Regions from separate parts of the Homo sapiens genome. Here region 1 is linked to region 2. A link is a contact called in ENCODE Hi-C or POLR2A ChIA-PET data. All regions are on one chromosome and are shown on one strand. The core of a region is the stretch at or near the end of the contact, and the rest is flanking DNA. Distances in the headings are between cores, read along the strand shown. Region 1 overlaps ROR1 (receptor tyrosine kinase like orphan receptor 1). Region 2 overlaps ROR1 (receptor tyrosine kinase like orphan receptor 1).

Region 1 (4,935 bases), core at 803-3,302, 63 kb before region 2:
GAACAAGAATATATTACAAGAATGCAACATTCTGTTAAATTGTCCAGTGACCTTTATTGGCCAACTATCCCGCCATTAAATGCCATCTCTATCTTGAGAGATTACAAAATTATATCTAAAAAGCTTGATAAACTTTTCTAAGCCCTGATCAAATCACATACTTACATAAAACACAAGCATGCCATAACTTTCTCCATGTCATGTGTCATCCAAATATGTTTTATAAAGAGCATTCTAAGATCTAAAAGCTCCTGTAATCCACGTCCAGGAGTTTTTCTAGACTGAGAGAAAACATGTGCTGTAGGATTTCCCACACCTCTGTCAAAGATTTGAAGGTCTTTAGTCTACTTGGCAAAATAAAGTACACTTAAGATGCATCACTCTTGCCAAAGAAAGGGTTTTGACCTTTTGGCCAAGCAGATTCCAACCTAATGGCCAACTCAAATGAAAACCAGTGTTTATTCTAACAATTTGTAGAATATTTGTAACTACCAGTTTCGTCTTTCTCACTTTGCCAACTCACTACCCAGTGCCCAGAAGGAGGGATTATGCATAAGGCAGTGGTTTTGGTGTATAAACAATAAAGAATCAAGTCCTTTTTGCTCTTCCTTCCTTATATTTCTCTTACCCACCTGTCCCAAAAACCTCCCCTGTGCTACAGGAGCCCCATCCTGAACATGATCAGTATAAACATCAGCTTCACAAAAATCAAGTGCACAAATGTAAGGTGTCTGTGGTGTGTGAAGATGATGGGAGGCTATATGTCTATGTATGAGGAATGCATTAATGAATGGGAAGGGTTTTTGCAGAGATCAATGCAATGGCATTTGATATCACCATCAAATTGCTTTCTCTTATAAACTTTTAGAATATAGTAGTCTCCCCCCTTATCTGTAGTTTTGGTTTCCATGGTTTTAGTTACCCAAGGTACCATGGTCTGAAAATATGGAATGGAAAATTGCAGAAATAATTCGTAAGTTTTAAATTATACACCATTCTCAGTAGCATAATGAAATCTTGGGCCATCCTGCTCCATCCTGCCCAGAATGTGAGTCACCCCTTTGTCCAGCATATTCCCACTTTCTATGCTACCTGCCCATGAGTCACTTAGTAGCTGTCTTGGTGATCAGATCGACTGCCACAATATCACGCACTTATGTTCAAGTAACCTTAATTTTACTTACTAAGAGTCCAAAAGCACAAGAGTAGTGATGCTGGCATTTGGATTTGCCAATAAACTATAAAGTGATAAGGTAAAAGATTGAAGTGAAAAGGTGAAAAAGATCTTGACTTAATGAGGAAAGAAAAAAATCGTATGCTGAGGTCACTAAGATCTACAGTAAAAATGAATCTTCTATGCATGAAATTGTAAAAAAGGAAAAAGAAATTCATGTTTAGTATATATAGAATTTGGTACTATCTGCAGTTTAGGCATCTACCAAGAATCCTGGAACATATTCCCAGGACACAGATAAGGGGGGACCACTGTATATCTCTTGACCCACTTTGTATAGCACCATCCAGAGATTACCGATACTTTTGATACCATTAATTGATGAAAAGACAGCTGCTTCGTTTCTTAGAAACACGGAAGCCTGTAAATGTAGCAAAGGCAACCAGAAAAAAAATAAGAGTCCATATGTCCACGCCCAGTCAGTAAACAACAAAATTAAGAAACCCACAAAAACCTTTTAACCTGGACATCATGAAGGATACTCTTGAAATGGTGTCATCAAAAATCAGCCTCTTTTCTATTCATATGGCATATTAGCAAGCACAGCAAACAAGTAAATAACCATCTTCAAGGCCAAATTTAATGAATTCTTTTTTTACCCCCCTCTTTTATCCCAGTCTCTATCTCTGCACTTCCAGGAGCTAGGTTTTCTCATGGCTGCTGCTCCTCTCCCACATGATGTAAGCAGAGAGCTGGAGAAACAGGGCCCTAAGCTGGGGACTGTGAGCAGCAAGCCTCTGACATCACTGGGTAGCAGGAAGTACCACAGGAGTCTGAGGTTTCACGCCTCACTGCCCTCTCAATACAAAAATCCTCCCAGTGACACTGTGCCCAGAAGATGTTTACTGCCTAAGCACACAGTCAATCTCCCCTCGAAGAAACATGCACAATCTCCCCTCGAAGAAACACAGTGGTAGACTGTGTCCACCACTCTAGAGACAGGGAAACCGCACCCTCTGCGGCTGACACCATAGAAATGAACTCATCTTTAAATCTGCCGTGCTGCTTTTTGCTTTCTTCTGCCAGCTGGTCCTTGGCAAAGCTACTTGATAAATCCAAACACATCAGTTTCACTGGCCACTGAAGGGCCTGTGCTTTTGGGAAACAGGCTTGCCATAAAGCTAGTCTTTGTGACGGCAGCTTCTGGTCTCTCCTGTCACCCCTATTGCCCTTCCCTGTTCTGTCTCTAGAAATCACAGACTGCATAGCTAGAAGGGCCTCAAGTCCTACTCCCTCCACTCTGCAGATGAGAAAGCCTAAGTTTAGAGAAGGTTGGCAACTTGTCCGAGTTTACAGGGCTCATTAGTGGTGGCAGAGCTTAGCCAAACCCAAGACTGCTGTCCAGTATGGACTTCCATAAGCATGGGTTTTACTGTAAGAAAAAAAATACTGGGTTTCAGTCCTCAGTGGCTAATCACTGGTTGGTGACCTAGGGCAAGTAACATTTATCTATCTGCCTTCTCAGGCTTTCACATCTGTAAAATAGACAATAAATATACAATAAACATAGTTACAGCTCACTACATGGATGTGAAACTGTGATACTTTCAAGTGTTTACAGGAATATGATTTGTGCTTTTTGTACAAATCATACCTTATAAACCACACTCAAGTCTCCTTAATGTGCTTAAAGACCCATGAAACCTCTGGGTCAGACAGATTCTTAACTCATCTTTTCAGATCCAATTTGTTATCATCTCCTTCAGAGCCTCCTCTGCCCTCCCAGATGCAGCGAAGTGCCCAGCTCCCCCGTACACATCTATCTTTGCACCATAGTATAACCGTTCCTTGTACCTTTTCCCCTATTCAATTGTGAGATTCAAGGAAATGAACTGTGTCTTAATCATAGTCCATTAATCTTTGCATTTCCAGCACCTAGCACTATTCATGGTCCATTAGAAGTGAATTAATGAATGCTTATTGAATTAAAGTAGAAGTGAATAAAATCACTAAGTAGTAGGGACAAACTAAAGGTGAATATACTTTCCTCCTTTGACTTGCTGAATTAGAGTTCTCCAGTGAACCAGAACCAAGAAGATATATATATGTAGAAATTCATTATGGGGGTTGGGTCATACAATCATGGAGGCTGAGCAATCCGACAATATGCCATCTCCAAAAGCCAAGTGAGAGAACCAGAAAGTCAGTGGTATAATGTAGTCTGAGTCCAAAGGTCTGAGAACCAGGATTAGGGTAGCACAGGTGTAAGTCCCAGCGTCCAAAGGCCCAAGAACTAGGATCTTTGATGTCCACAGACAGAAGAAGATAAGTGTCCTAGCTCAAGGTGACATCAAATTCACCCATCTTCCATCTTTCTGTTCTACCGGGCCCTCTGCAGATTGGATGATGCATACTCGAGGCATGAATATCTGAGGGCAGATATTCTGTACTCAGTCTACTGATTCAAATGCTAATTTCTTCTGGAAATCTTCACAGGCACACCCAGAAATAATGCTTTACCAGTTACCTGGGCCTCCCTTAGCCTAGTCAAGTTGACACCTAAAATTAACATCACACTTACCAATCCTGAAATGACATTCCTAGGCAACCGCTCACACCTGCAAGTCTTCCCATGAGGTGCATTTCCAGGCAACACACCTTCAACAGCTCTAAGTGCCTCAGACAAAGGAGTCCTCACCACCATCCTGTAGTCAGGAGGCATGAAATAATATTTCTGAAATATTTTCACATCCCTCTTTGACAGTCTCTAGGGTATTTCCAATTTACCACAACGAAAAGAGAAATACTTTTATTTTGCTGTTTCTTGTAACAACAGGGCCCTAATGATGCAAAGAGATGGAAACAATAATATAACCAATCAGGCATAGGAGAATTTCTTAGCAAACTGGAACTTGTGACTGCTGCAAATCTCAAGAACAGTGAGGGAATCAGCATTTTGTGTATTTGATTAGCAAAAGTAGTTTGACATGTGACATTCCCATACCTGACTCATGGTGAGCCCATGTGACATGTCCCAGATATGTCCCCAAGGGTCATGATGAACACCAGGCAGAAAAATATAGTTTTAAAACACTATTAGTCATGGCATTGAGAATAAGTTTTGAGCTCCTTGTCATACACTATATTTTGGGTGATAAATGATACAACATTTGGATGAGAACGGGCATGTTCAGCGTGGTATGGCCGTAGACAACATTTGGATTTGGAACAGTCCTAGAAAAACATTCTAGTTTCTGAGACTCTGGAAGGTAGAGATACAAACATCAATTATGGCCCAATTTCTTGCTCCAAAATGGACCAGGCTGTCTCTCACTTTTATGCCTTTGTGAATGATTTCTTCTACCTGAAACTCCTCCACCACCACCCCAAACTTTCATTTCCCTTCCTTGCTTCTTCTTTTAGCAAACTCCCCCTCATCCTTCTAGATCCATCATCACCCAAGATAAATCTTTCAGTACTCCCTAACCAGAGTAAATTACTCTTTCCTGCATGACTCCTGACAAATCAAAGATTACCTTGAGTTGTAACCTTCTTTCTCTTTGTTGAATCTCCCATTGGACTATGAGCTCCCTGAGGGCAGGAAATTAGTCTTTTTCATCTTTTTTCCCCTCATATCTAGTATGGAATTTTATACCTATTACATGTAGCACAGGACAGGTATGAAATAAGTGTTAAATGAGTAAATGAGTAGAATGAATAACAAATTCCCTTAACCTAGGCAGGACAGATTAGCAAATTAA
Region 2 (4,745 bases), core at 2,246-4,745:
CCACTCAGGCAGTCCATTTCACTTAACACTACTAATCAAAGCAGCTAAACATTGTAACTAGGGATCCCTGCCCCAACCCACAATTGTACTTAAGTGGATTAATATTAATAATAAAACAGCTACCTGTTACTGAGTGTCTGCTGTCTGCCAGGAATTGTGTTAGACAGAGTCAGTTCTGCTATAACACAACATATGAGTTCTGAGAAATCACCACACTATGCAAAATTGTGCAGTAAAAACAGCAGAGTTTATGGGAAAACAAGATTGGAACACACTACTACTTTCTTGTGGAAATGGGCATTGTAAGGGTTACAGCTTATGGGTTATTGTGAAGTGGTGGGTGGGGGGCTGGTTATCAGAAAATGGACAGAAAGTTGTAATGGCAGATGTGGATGAGTGTAACTCGAGTGTAACTCAACACACCTGGTGAACTGAGGAGCTGGTAGATGTTTCAGGTGTGTGTGTTTGTATATTGCCATGCATCTCACTTTAGCTGAGTGCCGTCTTCTGAGTCCACCTAGTACTTTTCGTGGATAAAACTGACTATGTAAGTAAACATAAAATTTGCATTATTCTCAAATTTTTCTGAATACATCAATCAGCTTTGAAAAAATGTGTGTGTTTTCAAAACAACTGTTATAGCAGCACTGACTGTGCTTTATCTCATTGAATCCTAGCAACACTGAAAAATCAGTAGTACTAATTCCATGTTCCAGAAAAGGAAACAGAGGTTCAGGGAAGTTAAGTGATTCCCAAAGCCACATCACTGGTTGATACGGTTTGGCTCTGTGTCCCCACCCAAATCTCATCTCGAATTGTAATCCCCACATGTCAAGGGAGGAGACTGCTTCTCCTTCACCTTCCACCATAATTGTAAGTTTCCTGAGGCCTCCCCACCCATGCAGAACTGTGAGTCAATTAAACCTCTTTTGCTTATACATTACCCAGTCTCAGGCAGTTCTTTATAACAGTGTGAAAACAGACTAACACAGAAAATTGGTCCTGATAGAAGTGGGGCATTGCTATAGAGATATCTGAAAATGTGGAAGTGATTTAGGAACTGGGTAACGGGCAGAGAATAAAAAAATTTGAAGGGCTCAGAAGAAGACAGGAAGATGTGGGAAAGTTTGGAACTTCCTAGAGACTTGTTTAATGATTTTTACCAAAATGCTCATTGTGATATGGACAATGAGGTCCAGTCTGAGGTGGTCTCAGGTGGAAATGAGGAACTTATTATGAACTGGAGCAAAGGTCACTCTTCCTATGCTTTAGCAAAGAGACCGGTGGCATTTTGCCCCTGCTCTAGAGATCTGTGTAACCTTAAACTTGAGAGAGATGGTTTGGATATCTGGCAGAAGAAATTTCCAAGCAGCAAAGCATTCAAGATGTGACCTGGCTTTTTCTGAAAGCATACAGTCATAGACATTCACAGACAGATGGTCTGAAATTGGGATTTATGTTTAAAAGGGAAGCAGAGTAGAAAAGTTTAGAACACCTGTAGCCTGACCATGTTGTAGAAAAGAAAAATCTATTTTCTGGGGAGAAATTCAAGCTACCAGCTGCAGAAATTTGCATAAATAAAGAGAAGCTGAATGTTGATAGCCAAGACAATGGGGAAAATGTCTCCAGGGCAATTCAGAGATCTTCATGGCAGCCCCTCCCATCACAGGCCCAGAGGCCTAGAAGGGAAAACTGGTTTTGTGGGCCAGGGGTCCCTCCTGCACTCCCTGTTCTGTGCAGCCTCAGGACATGGCACCTTGAGTCTCAGCCACTCCAGTTCCAGCCATGGCTAAAAGGGGCCAAAGTACAGCTCAGGCATTGCTTCAGAGGGTGGGAGCCCCAAGCCTTGGCAGCTTCCACCTGGTGTTGGGCCTGCGAGTGCACATAAGACAAAAGTTGAGCTTCAGAAGCCTTTGCCTAGATTTCAGAGGATCTATGGAAATGTCTGGATGTCCAGGAAGACGTCTGCTGCAGGAGTGGAGTCCTCATGGAGAACCTCTACTAGGGCAGGCAGAGGGGGAAAATGGAGTTGGAGCCCCCACACAGAGTCCCCACTGGGAAACTGCCTAGTAGAGCTGAGAGAAGAGGGCCACCAGCCTCTAGATCCCAGAATGGTAGATCCACTGGTAGCTTGCACTGTGCACCTGGAAAAGGTGCAGGCACTCAATGCCAGCCCATGAAAGCAGCTGTGTGTCAGGGGTGCTGTATCCTGCAGAGCCATAGGGGCAGAGCTTCCCAAGGCCTTGGGAGCCCACCTCTTGCATCAGCATGCCCTGGATGTGAGACATAGAGTCAAAGGAGATTATTTTGGAGCTTTAAGATTTAATGGCTGCCCTGCTGCGTTTTGGACTTGGTGCAGGGCCTGCAGCCCCTTTGTTTTGACCAATTTCTCCTATTCGGAATGGGAACATTTACCAAATTCCTGTATCCCCATTGTATCTTGGAAGTAATTAACTTGCTTGTGATTTTACAGGCTCATAGGTGGAAAGAACTTGCCTTGTCTCAGATGAGACTTTGGACTTGGACTTTTGGGTTAATGCTGGAATGAGTTAAGACTTTGGGGGACTGTTGGGAAGGCACGATTAGCTTTTAAATGTGAAAAAGACATGAGCTTTGAAAGGGGCCAGGAGTAAAATGATATGGTTTGGTTCTGTGTCCCCACCCAAATCTCATCCCAAATTGTAATCCCCACATGTCAAGGGAGGGACCTGGTGGGAGGTGATTGGATCATGGGGGTGCTTTCCCCCATGCTGTTCTCACGATAGTGGTTGTTTTAAACCAACAAGATCTGATGGTTTAAAAGTGGCACTTCTCTCTTAGCACTCTCTCTCTCCTCCTCTGCCATGTAAGACATGCCTCGCTTCCCCTTCACCTTCTGCCATGATTTTAAGTTTCCTGAGACCCCCCAGCCATGCAGAAGTCTGAGTCAATTAAACCTCTTTTGTGTTTATAAATTACCCAGTCTCGGGTAGTTCTTTATAGCAGTGTAAGGTGCAAAGCAAGAATATGGCCAAGGTCTACCCAGCCTCTTCTCCACCACCTTATGCCCTATTGTTACCACTTTCTTTTACTTTGGCAACCAGTGCTGGGTAGGAGGTACTGTGACACTCTCTGGGACTTAAAAGCAGATTCAAAACTGCTCTGACTCCTCCACTCCTGCTTTAATTGTCTGCCCCACAGTGGCGTAAAAGTTAATGCAAACATATATGTCTCTAGCGTTACCCATGTCCCTTCCCTCAAGTATGAGCTACGGCCTCAAAGATAATTAAGTTTTTATGAAGGTTTTTTTTTTTGGCCTCATTGCTATGATATTCACCAGTCAGATTCAAACAGAATTTAAGCTAATTTCATGGAGCTTAAGGATTTACTTTCTGGAAGGCCCTTTCACTGTTTTCACAACCTCCCTTCCTGGGAGCTTGTGTTCAAGTTCCTTGGCGAGGAAATAAGCTGTCTTACTCCATAAAATGACTGTTGAAAATGAAAGTCAGACCAAGTCACTCCTTTCTTGGAAGACTTCCATGGCTCCACACTGTCCTTAGGATCAAGTCCAAGCTCCCCAGCATGGCCTGCAAAGCGCTCCTTGATCTGTCCCCAGACTATATCACGAGCCACATCCCTATCCACTTATCTGTCCCCACACTGGATATTCCAGAAAGATTGAATTACTTTCAGTTCCACCAGTACTCTATGGTTCTGCACTTCCAGACTCTGTACATTATTCCTCCTACCTGCAATACTCTCCATGCCATCAATTACATCACACTCCCTTCGCCTGTTGAATGCCCATTCCATCCCCAGATCTCAGCTTCTATGTTCCTTCCTCCTGGAAGCCTTCCAGGGTCCTGTCCCCACATCTGAATTAGGAATCCCTCGTGACGGTGCTCCCATAGCACGCTGCACATTCCCTATCACACTATCCCTATCACCCGCATTCCCACTTTGGTGAAATTACTTATTTGTCCAATTATTAAGCTCTGTGAAGGCAGGAACTGCATCTGGTTGATTAAATGAATAAATAAGTGAATACATTTGCATAACACATAGCATAAAAGAGCTTTCATGTGCAACATCTCATCTGACCCACATATGCCATATGAAACAAATGGGGAATCAAACAAAGGATCCAAGGGAGCAAATGCATTAGCTATTACCACACAGCCAGTACGTGGCGGAACATCCAAGTAAATTATAGCAACTATGTTCTAGGCACTAGGTATACAGCAATAACCAAATCAGACAGAAACACCTGTCCTGGTGGAGCTCACATTCCCAAATAAATAAGTCAATATATCAGTACATCAATATATCAGTTTATCAGATGGCGATGATATGATGGAAAAATAAAGAAAGAAAGGAAGGAGATAGTTAGGGCCTCACTGAGATGGTATAATCTGAACAAAGACCCAGAAGAGGAGAGGGAGTGATCCCTGCTGGTCTGTGGTCTCCAAAGTGCTGAAGCAGGAGTAGCCTGGCAAGTTCAAGGAGGAGCAGCAAGGACAGGACAGCTGGAGAGGAACAGCTGCATCTTGGAGAGGAGAATAGTAGCTAATATTTCCTGAACACCTACTATGTGCCAGGGGAATAGAGTAAAAAACCAGAAAGACAAATTCTGTTTTTACAGACCTTACAATCTAGTTGCTTAGGTTTAAATATGCTGGAATCAAATAACATGCTCTGAAATAAACCATGCATGTAAAGGTCAGTTCACTCCTTAGCCTATCAGGAGGATGTTGATCAACTGAAAA

Evidence for each region. A loop is a pair of places that touch in the nucleus more often than their neighbours do. ChIA-PET counts read pairs that join two places held with the same protein, here RNA polymerase II (POLR2A). Pooled maps may share reads with other maps.
Region 1: a loop to region 2 is called in a map of B cell, with 10 times the contacts of the local background. The contact joins two enhancer-like sites. A Hi-C loop is called at or near these places in 2 of 168 maps with a recorded cell type or tissue (B cell and IMR-90), 7 of 37 single-sample maps with no recorded cell type and 7 of 50 pooled maps. POLR2A ChIA-PET finds 5 or more read pairs at or near these places in 5 of 52 experiments (B cell, H1, OCI-LY7 and 2 more).

Annotation. Positions count from the first base shown.
Region 1 is chr1:63,890,313-63,895,247 of GRCh38, reverse strand. The region is part of intron 1 of ROR1 (receptor tyrosine kinase like orphan receptor 1); the gene reads right to left. Among named protein-coding and RNA genes, the nearest start is that of ROR1, 120 kb to the right of the region's middle. RefSeq lists a silencer at 1,938-2,107. Within about 2 kb of position 2,052, at least 15 of the 41 ENCODE cell types and tissues checked have a DNase peak (open chromatin) inside an H3K27ac peak, as active enhancers do; they include B cell, where a contact is called at or near this core.
Region 2 is chr1:63,828,563-63,833,307 of GRCh38, reverse strand. All of the region lies in intron 1 of ROR1 (receptor tyrosine kinase like orphan receptor 1), which reads right to left. Among named protein-coding and RNA genes, the nearest start is that of ROR1, 57 kb to the right of the region's middle. Within about 2 kb of position 3,495, at least 6 of the 41 ENCODE cell types and tissues checked have a DNase peak (open chromatin) inside an H3K27ac peak, as active enhancers do; they include B cell, where a contact is called at or near this core.